Regions from separate parts of the Homo sapiens genome. Here region 2 is linked to region 1. A link is an interaction called in ENCODE POLR2A ChIA-PET data of the cell type or tissue named here. Cell type or tissue: Panc1. All regions are shown on one strand. Each heading gives the region's core, and the rest is flanking DNA. Links, peaks and the distances in the headings are about the cores only.

Evidence for each region. ChIA-PET counts read pairs that join two places held together with the same protein. Peaks named below come from ENCODE experiments on the same cell type or tissue, not always from the same donor. Only the 100,000 strongest peaks of a DNase experiment are listed, where the experiment ranks them.
Region 2: POLR2A ChIA-PET joins it to region 1 with 11 read pairs; 1 of 35 experiments calls an interaction of 5 or more read pairs at or near these places.

What each region holds. Positions count from the first base shown.
Region 1 is chr1:233,258,654-233,264,497 of GRCh38, forward strand. PCNX2 (pecanex 2) reads right to left here. Exons shown (of 34, transcript NM_014801.4): 2 at 4,305-4,510; 3 at 3,392-3,512; 4 at 2,632-2,668; 5 at 1-691. Among named protein-coding and RNA genes, the nearest start is that of PCNX2, 34 kb to the right of the region's middle. RefSeq lists enhancers at 1-406, 2,754-2,873, 2,904-2,983. In Panc1, for the core only: no CTCF peak of the experiment used is centred there; a DNase peak (open chromatin) is centred at 2,678.
Region 2 is chr1:233,104,065-233,109,908 of GRCh38, forward strand. The region is part of intron 21 of PCNX2 (pecanex 2); the gene reads right to left. Among named protein-coding and RNA genes, the nearest start is that of NTPCR, 160 kb to the left of the region's middle. In Panc1, for the core only: no CTCF peak of the experiment used is centred there; DNase peaks (open chromatin) are centred at 3,040, 3,327 and 3,635.

The sequences.
Region 1 (5,844 bases), core at 1,020-5,019:
TTCTCTGTGCCAACCACCCTCAGGTGGAGGGAGCTTTCCAAATCTGTCATGGAGTTTGGGGTACTGCTCATCGTGATAACAATTTTTATGGGCTCATGTAGACTCAGTGGGTCTCCGGGTTGAGAAGTATCGATGAGAGTAACAGCTACCTCACTATCTGAGGAGTCCACTTCCTGGTGCAAGGGCAGGTCCCCCTGGCAGGAGGTATCTACCTGACAGGATGTGTCTGCTGGCTCCTCCACAGGCTTGGCCACGATGGTGTCACATTGAGGGCAGCTGCTGCTCAGGCTGTCCTGAGGTGACTTGCTTTGTACCCGTTCCCTTATGGAGCCCCGGGGACAACTGACAGGTTCTGGAATCAGGACTGAATTCTCACTCCCCCACGGCTGGAAAGAAACGTCTGTTTCTAGTAAGTCATACTGAGACAAAGACAGGTGGGGCAACTTCTTCAAGGGTCCCTTATCCACTAAGCCACCCTCGGATCTGTGGCGCAAAGGAGGCTGCCCCTTGCCTCCTCTTTCCTTTCCTTTACCATTGATGAGAGTTTCTGTGGCAACTGGTTTTACAGGTATTACTGACTTGGTCGTGGTTTCCAGCATGTGTGCTTGAGACGCAGGTAAGCTTTCCACTTTGATACCAGGTGAGGTAGATGACACTGGTGCTATGGGATGGTCTTCTAATAGAATGACACCTGAAATGACACATGGCAACTTTATTAGCATCAGAAATGAATGAGTAATGCCCAAGAGCAAGACCTAATGAATAATAACAAAACTAAAACAGCACCAGCAACTAATGGAATTAGATACTTTTTTAATTTTACTTTAAGTTCTGGGTTACATGTGCAGAACATGCAGGTTTGTTACACGGGTATACATGTACCATGGTGGTTTGGTGCACCTGTCAACCCGTCATCTAGGTTTTCAGCCCTGCATGCATTAGGTATTTGTCCTAATGCTATCTCTCCCCTTGCCCCCCACCTCTGACAGGCCCCAGTGTGTGATGTTCCCCTCCCTGTGTCCATGTGTTCTCATTATTCAACTCCCATTTATGAGTGAGTTTAGTTTTCTGTTCCTGTGTTAGTTTGCTGAGAATGATGGTTTCCAGCTTCATCCATGACCCTGCAAAGAACATGAACTCATTCTTATTTACGGCTGCATTGATACTTATTTTTTAAAATAACACTCCCACTGTGAAATTATTCTTGAAACACAACAATAAAAATAAAACAAATGAAAAGCAATACAGTATAACAACTATATATATAGCATTTACATTGTATTAGGTATTATAAATAATTTAGAGATAATTTAAAGTATACAGGAGGATGTGTGTAGGTTACAAGCAAATACTATGCTGTTTTATATAAGAGACGTGAGCAACATCCACAGATTTTGTTATCCACGGGGGTCCTGGAACCAAATCCCCTAAAATACTGTAGAACACCACCAACTAGGATGGTATCTTTTATAAGATTTGACTAAGGAAAAAACAGAATTCTTTGCTTTACTGCAGTGTTGCTAAGAAACACTGGATTTAGTAGCCAGGTATGGGTTTAAATGCTACCTGTACATTTTACATACTATGACTCAGAATGAAATAATGTATGTAAAACTTCTACTGCAATTCTTAGTACAAGTAAAAAATAGAAAATTATTGTTTTAATTGGAATGGTGAAATTAAAAGGCCAGACCAGATATTCAAAGTATGTAAGATTATTATAGCACACCTAATCTGGAAGAATATGTTTCATATGAAGAAAAAGGTATGTGCTTGTATATGTGTATATAAAACACATAAAGTAACGTTGTTATGAAGCTGTACGTGCAACTAAAATATTAGAAGTCTAACTCATGTGAATTTATTTCAGTAGCAATAATATAGAAAAAATATGGATAATCCTTTACATATTGTTATAATGGGATACAACTGAATGATGAAAAAAGAAACTTCATTTTAGGGGTTCAGGGCTATGGTGCTAATTTCAGCTATTTTCTAGAGCGAATTAAACTTTACATTATTTTCAAAATTGAAATAGTGCACAAAATTTGTCTTTGTAGTAGTGGAAAAGAAAATAGAATTGCAGAGAAAGGAAGGAATTAATTCAGGCCTCCAAAAGATCTTTTCTAAGCCTTCTGCAGGTAGTCAAAAGACAAAAAAAAAAAAGTTAGTAAAAATGTAAAACAAAAATTGTTTAAGTTAAAAGAAAGATCCCCCAAAACAAAATCTGTAACTTGAAAGAAAGGCAGATATGCAGAATGCTGTACAATTTATCCTGTCATTTTTTGATGTATATGCTATAATACAAATTTTTATATGGATGATAATTTATCATCAATAAAAAACTTATATGTCTGCTCTTTATAAGCCATATGAAATGAGGCATAGACTGGAGAAATGACAATGAATTATGATCAACAAAATATCACAATTTGAATTAAGACTTGATATACAAATACCGATGAGAAAAAATTAAAATTAAGAGTTAAAGAAACAAAGTCAAAATATAACTATGCAGTCTTAGGTATAGTTCTTATTTTCAATTAATCCACTGGCATTCTGTTTTATAAAAATATTTCTCACTTCACTGAGGATAGTGCTGTGATAAAATATAAATGATTAACAGTTTACCTTTGAGATCTTCTACAGTTTCCTGTGCTGACAACTCCTACACAAATGAAAGAAACAAAAATCAATAGATGACTCAGCTGACCGTCCATTTCCAGACAGTCGGCAATAACTGACAGCAGTCACTGATTTTCTAAATGGCATGTAGGGGAGAGACAATACAGTGTTCACTCTCCTTAAGCTTCTATAAAATGGGGCCCAGAATGGATACAAACATATGTAAATGTGGACATTCAACCGAGACAACTGTACTGTGACAAAGGGAGATTTGCTACTAAGAAAGTAAGCAAAGAAGGAAGAAGCCACTACTTACACTATAGTGAATGGAGCTCAACAAAGTTAATCTAGAAAAAAGGTGATTTATTGACTTCCCAAAAAGACAAGTGTGATTTAAAATGGAAAGCAGAGGTGATATCCATTTCAGGTGGAAGGCACTGCAGATATGATGACTTAAATGAATGACAACAGAAAGAAGCAAAGGCCTACATATTGGTTCTCTGCCCAGTGTGGTTGACCCAGCAGCGCAGGTGGACGGCAGGGAAGGCCAGAGAGTGTGCTTTGAACACACGACTGGGCATTTATTTTATGGTCCCAAGGGCACCCTTCAGGCCATTTCCAGACCCTGGGATGTGATATTCCACTGTACACGGGCCAGTGATTACAGCATGCAAGCTACAATCACTGCTGCTGAACACTCCCATTCTAGGTGAGATCAACATCGAAATCACATGAAGAGGGTGAAACAGGAAAGAAGACCACTAACCAATGGCCCAGAAGAGTGATGAGAGGTTATGCTTTGCCCTCTGGAGCTGCAGCGGAGGGGAGGCGTGGAGAGGTTTCGACTGGCCTCTTCCTTTTTGCCATTGTGAATCTGCCTATTATTGCTAACCCAACATGAGAAACACAAGAGCAGTGAGCGATATTATCAAACAGAAGCATGACTCTTTTAGTACTAGTCTAAAAACTTTTTTTCCTAGAGTCCATTTTGTTATATTCCTTACATATAAATCTTTTTTTGTTGTTGTTAAGAGACAGGGCTTCGCTCTGTCTGGGTAGACTGGAATGCAGTGGCACGATCATGGCTCACTGCAGCCTCAAGCTCCTGGACTCAAGTGATCCTCCCACCTCAACCTCCCAAAATGCAAGGTTTACAGGCATAAGCCACCATCTGCAGCAGATAAATCTTATAATAAACATTATTTTTAAATTAGAGGACATGCTATCTTAAGGAGCTATAAGAAATAATACAAGAATGGTGAAAAGAATGCTAACTCAAGAATTACTCTTAATATTTCAGTTCTATGTAATGTATTACTTTTATATCAACAAACACAAATGCTGTTCTTTAAAATACTCTGGCATGCTCTAAGCATTTAAATAACAACATTAAAAGCAGTGAAGGGAAATTTTTTGCAGTGCTAAGCCTAAGGCAAATGAATTCTAGATCTTATGAGAAGGTCATATTGACTTCCCAAAAAGACATTTATTGGGAAGCCAGTTAAACCATCTTGATTATGAATATCAATTTTATGCTTAAGTATATGCTGAAATATAAGAAAAATGCATATATTTCTGTCTGCCTATACTAGTAATTTCATAAACACTGATAAAAAACTTATTTTAATCAAGAGCAAAACATTTACATTTTGAAGTGTCACATTAATTGAAAATATTACCTTGGATTTCTGTGATTAGTTATGTGTTCACCTTTGGCCTCCTTGTCTTTATTTGGCTTTTCTTCCTTTCTGGAGGGCTTTTGCTGAATTACTTCTCCTTTGTCAAACATGAGGTGTAGGCGATAACTGACCAGTTTGATTATTGTGAAGAATATAGTCACTGCACTGCAGTAGAAAAATACAATGATCGCATTTGGAGGAAAAGCCTGAAGAAAGGAAAAGACAGAGAAAAATCATTTGCTTTTAAGATTTTCTTTCTGTTTTAAATCTGGAAGCATTTTTAGACTATCTATTGAATATAAATTAGGCAAGATTTCAAATTAGACTAATTTTTTAAGTTTTCCTGGTTAAAATACTTGAGGAGAAAGAGCTGCTTTTTATTTTTTGAAGTCTTTTTTGTTTCTCAGGTTCTGTAGTAGTTGCACTGATAACCAACATTTGATTTGCAGGCAGGAACCCCACAGAACAAAAGATATATTCGAGGAAACCTCTCCATTTTTTTTTTTTTTTTTTTTTGAGACAGTGTCTCACTGTATCACCCAGGCTTGAGTGCAGTGGCAAGATCTCGGCTCACTGCAACCTCCGCCTCCCGGGCTCAGACAATTATCCTGCCTCAGCCTCCCGAGGAGCTGGGATTACAGGCATTCACCACCATGCCCGGCTAATTTTTGTATTTTTAATAGAGACAGGATTTCATTATGTTGGCCAGGCTGGTCTCGAACTCCTGACCTCAGGTGATCCGCCCACTTCGACCTCTCAAAGTGCTGAGATTAAAGGTGTGAGCCACTGTACCCGGCCTCCATGTTTGATAAGCTCTTATCTATGGCCTAATCCAATGCATCTTCCTATGCAGCTCATCTTAAAGGCCAGAGATGTATTTTGTTTTCAACAACAAAACACAAAAAGCCTTGTGGAGAACAGAAGGAAAAAGAAGGGAGAAAGGTTAGGGTAACCACTCCCCCATTCCCCTCCCTAACCTCCCACTGCGATAACGCCTGCAGGCCATGGATTTCCCTAGGGTTGTATTGCACACAGGGAACCACAAAAGGGTACTACTTCCAAAAGGAAGAGGGATATTTCCAGCAGAGACAAATGATCTGAGCATGGCGACCATAGTGAGGTTCAGCTCAATTCTATGCAATCCCTTCAAGAAACAAAACGAAAAGAATCACTGGGACCCGTGGAGTTGTCCCACTCTGTAGCATCTCCCATATACCTTCCTAATTCTCTCCAGGACCATGGACTATCACACGTTCTCTGGTCCTTCCTAAACTACATTCCTATTCTTTGGGATGGAAAGAGATCCCCAAGTGTCCCAAGGTGATATCCAGGACAGCCTCAATGATTCGCAAGACCATTTTATCAATGGACTTCCCTAAAGAATATCAGAAATCCAGTGATCCGTGTAGCTGGTGCCTCAACCTAAACATAGCTAGGCTTGCAGACAGCAGGGCCCAGTCCATATCCATGCCTAAGCAGACCCTGTACAGCTTGCCGTGGTCCCATGCAAGAGTCTATCTTCCAAGTTGGACTGTCCCTA
Region 2 (5,844 bases), core at 1,117-5,116, 150 kb before region 1:
GAGGAAAAAAAGGACCAAAAAATTTCATTTTGTTCAATAGATGGTAAGAAAGAAAAGGTGGAGAGACAAAGAAAAAGCATCATGAACATAAAGCCAACAAAAAATACCATGGTAGAAAAAAGTCCAAACATATCAGTAATCTCAGTAAATGTAAACAGATAAAATTTGCCTATCAAAATACAGACTCTCGGTCTGCCTTAAAAATAAAAATCTTGTTAGATTTAGAAGAAATATTAAAGTCACCTAAAAATTTTAGGCAAAATAATTTTTAAAAAATCAATACATTTTTACCAAAATAAAGTTTCCTTACCTCTTTTAATAGTAAGCAAAATATTGAGGCTTTTACTCAAAATAGAATACATAGCAGTACATAATGATGAAAGGAGAGTGTCACCAGGAAGATAAAATAATTGAAATGTATACACTTAGCCATGTAGTCTCAAAAATATCTGAAGTAAAAATAGGTAGAATTACAAGGAAAGATTAATAAATCTATAATCATAGGGGAAGCTTTTAAGATACCTAGCTCAGAAAATGATAGTTCAATTAGACAATAAATAAGCATATGAAATATTTGACCGACAGAATTAACAAGCTTCATCTAAGAGATATGTATATTAGAACCTTACACCAACCAAAAGAGAAAGAATATAATTTTCAAACATAGGTACATTTAAAACAATTGATGCCTTACTAAAGTACAAAAGTAGTCTGATCCATGCCAAAAATTAATATCATGCACAGTTTTACAATTAAATTAGAAGTCAATAATAAAAAGTTGGCAAAATAACAATTGTAATAATCACAATCCTTTGGATTTGCATGTAATAAAAACAATGGAAATAACAGTTAAGAATAAATTATAATGAAAATTAGAACATATTTTAAAATGAATGACAATGAAAAGCAGTAGTACCAACTAGAACTTTTAGAACCCAGGTAAAGCAATCTGTAGAGGAGAAGATATTGCCTTAAAATGTGCATCTTAGAAAAACTTCACAGTCCATATTGGCAGGCTATTTCCTAATGTAAAAATTCAACAAGGATATTATGAGAAAGAAAATATATTCTTATCTATGAATATAAATGAAAAAACTCTGAATGAACTATTTACAAAATGAATCTATAAATGTATAAAAACACATCATCATCAAATCTGGTCCACTTCATAATGATATAGTATTAGGAAAAGATGTTAATGTAATTCACAAAATTGAGAAAGTAAAAAAGAAAAACTGTATGTTGCTCAATTGGTGCAGAAAGGACGTTGAAAAATAAATTCAACACCCATTCATAAACATCCCTTACAAACTAGTAATAAAAGAGTTCTTTTTAAACCTCATAGAGGATACCAGAGCTATGTTGCAATAAACACTGTATTTAGCAATAGAATTTCAGGATTATTCAGACAAGAGGCATTAAACAAGATGAATCTGATTAACCTAAAACAGAAGAGTGAAAAGAAAATTACTAAGGGAGACTAAAATATAAGGAGAGAGAAAGGAACATGGGGTAATAGTTTATCACCTGTGAAGTACAGTTTGGGAGATTTTAACTAAAAAGAAAAACAGAAACAATGCAGGGATGATAGTATCCAGCAGGAGTAGGCTACTTAGGCAAGTAAATGTGGCGTTAATAAAGGAAACGCAACAAGCCCTGATTCTTTGATTAGCTGACCTTATGCAGCCAGACACATTCAGACCCTTAAGAGAACACACTAGACAGAAAATATTATTTTAAGGTCATATTTCATGACTGCTAATTAGTGTATCCATAAACACAAATGAAGTCGACATTGCACATTGAAATTGTATAATCTACCAAGATGTAGGAATGCACAAAACTCAAAGGTCTCCTCTGGACTCCTGAGAATTAGGATCTAAATGTAATCCTGGGTCTGTGTGTTTCTGCATGTGTTGGGGTCTGGAGCTTTAGCTTAAGGATGTATGGGGAGGTGGGCCATTGAGGAAGGAAGCAAGGGTGGACTTCAATAAAGAAGAAACAGGAGATAATGACAGTGACTGACGAGGGAGAGATGCTTTTGTTCTCTAAGTATCCTGCTCATTTCACCTTGGAGTGAAGTGGTAGAAACAACACAGTTTATGCACACACTCTGTCTTCCTTTACAGTTTCCTGCATCTTTAATTCCATGTTAGCCTTCCTCTAACTATTCCATATATGAAACAGCTTCTCCATCTTTGAGTTGTATTCTATTTAGCTCTCTCTTCCTTGTGGAGAAGAAGCAGCTTCCTGGATTCTGTTGGGGGCTTCCTCTCCTCCCTCTTTTTTTTTTTTTTTTTTTTTTTGAGATGGAATCTCGCTGTGTTGCCCAGTCTGGAATGCAGTGATGCAATCTTGGCTCGCTGCAACCTCTGCCTCCCACGTTCAAGCGATTCTCCTGCCTCAGCCTCTCGAGTAGCTGTGACTGCAGGCACGTGCCACCACACCTGGCTAACTTTTTGTGTTTTTAGTAGAGACGGGGTTTCACCGTGTTAGTCAGGACGGTCTCGATCTCCTTACCTCGTGATCCGCCCGCCTCAGCCTCCCAAAGTGCAGGGATTACAGGCTTCCTCCCTCTTAAAGGTCTTATAATCTTGTGTGTAGCGAATCCTGCCCTTGGGAAATGGGTATGACAGCCAAGTTCATTCACCTCCTATCAGGATGCATGCTGCTTGCTTTTACCCACATGGTATTTCAGCAAGATAAACAATGTTAATGTATGAACTATAAGGCAACTTTTTGTAATGCCCTCCTGTCCCTCTAATCTTCTGCATACCTCTCTGGATATCTAACTTACACATTGTCCTGAGATTTTTCTATTTGTAATAACATTTCATCAATCTAGTACATATAGGAATAAGATGGTTCAGGTAGTGATTTTTCCATATAACTGAAGCTTTCTCTTGTAAACACTGAAACTTTCCACATTTATGCTTTATGCTCTTTAAAACAAAATATAATAATACGAGTTAACTTAAAAAAAAAGTACAGAGTTACACAAAGTGTACAGTGAAAGTTTCTGTTATCTGCTTTACTCTGACCTAACTTCCAGTACCAATCACAGTTAATGACTATTTGAGGAGTTATCCTTCCTGCATTTTCTGCACTTGAACATGTATTATACACACACACACACACACACACACACAAAACCATGCACAGCCTTTTTATGTAACTTGAATTAACAAGGTTGGGTGCAGTTTGTAGTCCCAGCTACTCAGAAGACTGAGGAGGAATCACTTGAGCCCTGGAGATCCAGGCTGCAGTGAGCTGTGATCAAGCCACTCCATTCCAGCCTGGGTGACACAGTGAGATCCTGACTCGAAAAAACAAACAAACAAACAAACAAACAAAAAGAGCCCTGCTAACATTATTTATCCTGGGTAAGGCTATGTCTCAATCATGATCCACACTGGGACATTCCAGCTATGTGAAGCAATATAGTTTCAATTTTGAGTTGTATTTTTGACATTTGCCAACAAAAACCTCTAATATACCAAATTTATCCAAATTTCATGTAAAATTAAAATACTTCAGAAGGCTTCTGGTTTCTTCTCTGGGATATACAAAGCTGTAAAGCATGTTTCTTCCACACTTACAATGAAAAAAAAAAAACCCACAAACTTTAAATACATGACTTTTCTAAAAATCTCATTACAGAACTGAGTTGTAGAGCAGACAGCTCTCAGAGGCACGTAAACCAGAACAACTGCATGTTGAATAGGAGCTGAGTAAAATGAGGCTGAAACCTACTGGGCTGCATTCCCAGACACTTAAGGCATCCTAAGTCACAGGATGAGAGAGGAAGTTGGCACAAATTACAGGTCATAAAGACCTTGCTGATAAAACAGGTTGAGGTAAAGAAGCTGGCCAAAACCCACCAAAACCAAGATGGCGATGAGCGTGACCTCTGTAGTCCTCACTGCTACACTCCCACCAGCGCCGTGACAGTTTACAAATGCCATGGCAACGTCAGGAAGTTACCCTATATGGTCTAAAAAGGGGAGACATGAATATTCCACCCCTTGTTTAGCATATACTCAAGAAATAACCATAGAAATGGGCCACCAGCAGCCTTCTGGGCTGCGTTGTCTGTGGAGGATCCATTCTTTTATTCCTTCACTTCCTTAATAAACTTGCTTTCACTTTCTACTGCAGACTCACCCTAAATTCTTTCTTGTGCGAGATCCAAGAACCCTCTTTTGGGGTCTGGATTGGGAATCCTTTCCTGTACCACACCTAGTCCAAAATCTGAGGAGAGAAAGATACCTTCAGGGAGAAAAGAGACAATAAGCACTCACTCACCTGGGGCAGATGCAACCAAAGCTGGTGGGAAGATTTTGGCCAGTGGAATCGATGAGTTGGTGAACACAGCTATGTGTGGGCTGGTGGGACAGTGTAAAGCCTTAGGGAGCCATAGAAATTGCCGGCTCCTTCTCTCAGAATTCTACAGGGTGTTCACAGAAAAGACTGGTGAGCACCCTAAGAACATGTCTGATGTGGCGCAGACCTGAAGGGAGAAAAGGCAGACATGCACAGGAGCACACGGCTCAGCCGGGCCCTTCTGCCAACTCTCCAATGGAACAAAAATTGTAATCTGTGGAGGAAAGGTCAATAAATGCTGTTGTCTTTAGGGCACTGATGAAAACTCACTGCAGCTGGGAGGGAAGGGATTGTTTAAAAATGAGAAACTCTCCTTCTGAGGAAGGGGCAGGAACACCTGCTGGGCCCAGGATTACAGACAGGGGAGAGAGGAAAGCTCAGGATGCATCCCTGAGACCAAGGGGTTTCATTAGAAAATTAATCAGAATGTCCTCCGTGTCCCACCCCCTGCCACCAAGGTAACAAGTTGCAAGTAAAGAGTAAAACATATACCAATGGGAGAGGGACAGGAAAGGTATAAGAGCATGCAGCCACTCTGAGGTGCAGCCTGAAAGCTGGGGACCCAGCAGACTTCACTCTGGCAACCCCGCCTCACTCTCCAACCTGAACACAAGTTATCCCTCCAGGAATTCAGGGTCCATGATGCCCTGAGGATAACCACAGCAACAACAAAGCTCAACAGTGTCCCACTCGCCAACTAGGTTCATTCAACTCCTCCCCCCATATCAGAAGTCTAGCAAAGGAAATGTATGCACATTTTCAGGCATAAAAACTATTTACCTCAGTCTCTATGGGCCTCCACAGAACATCCAGCTGTCAACCAAAAATTATGAGGCACACAAAAGGGCAAGAAAAAAAATTCACTCCTAGAAGATAAAGCCGTAATCAAAGTAAGACTCAGAGATGACACATATAGTGGAACGATCTGACAGGGGATTTAAAAGAACTGTGATTAATATGTTAAGGGCTGTACTGGAAAACAACGCCGGATGAAAGATTGAATGGGTAATCTCCGCAGAGAGATGGAAACTATAAAATAAAAAGTCAAGTGGAAATGATAGAAGTGAAAAACACAGTCACAGATATAGAAGGCTTTCTTTCCACAGGTTCATCACACTGGACACAGTCGAGGAAATAATCAGTGAACATGAAGACAGGTCAGCAGCAATGGCCCACACTGACACACAAAAATACAACTGAGTTCAAAACTGCAAACATTACTGAGTATCCAAAACCTTCAGAGCAATACCAAATTGTCTAACATAGGCATGTTTTGAACCTCAGAAAGAGAAGAGGAAGAGGGCAGAACAAAAGAAATATTTGAATAAATAATAGCCAATAAATTTCCAAAATGACAGACACCAAACCACAGATTCAGAAGATCAGGCAGGGCGCAGTGGCTCACACCTGTAATCCCAGATCTTTGGGAGGCCCAGGCGGGCAAATCACCTGAGGTCTGGA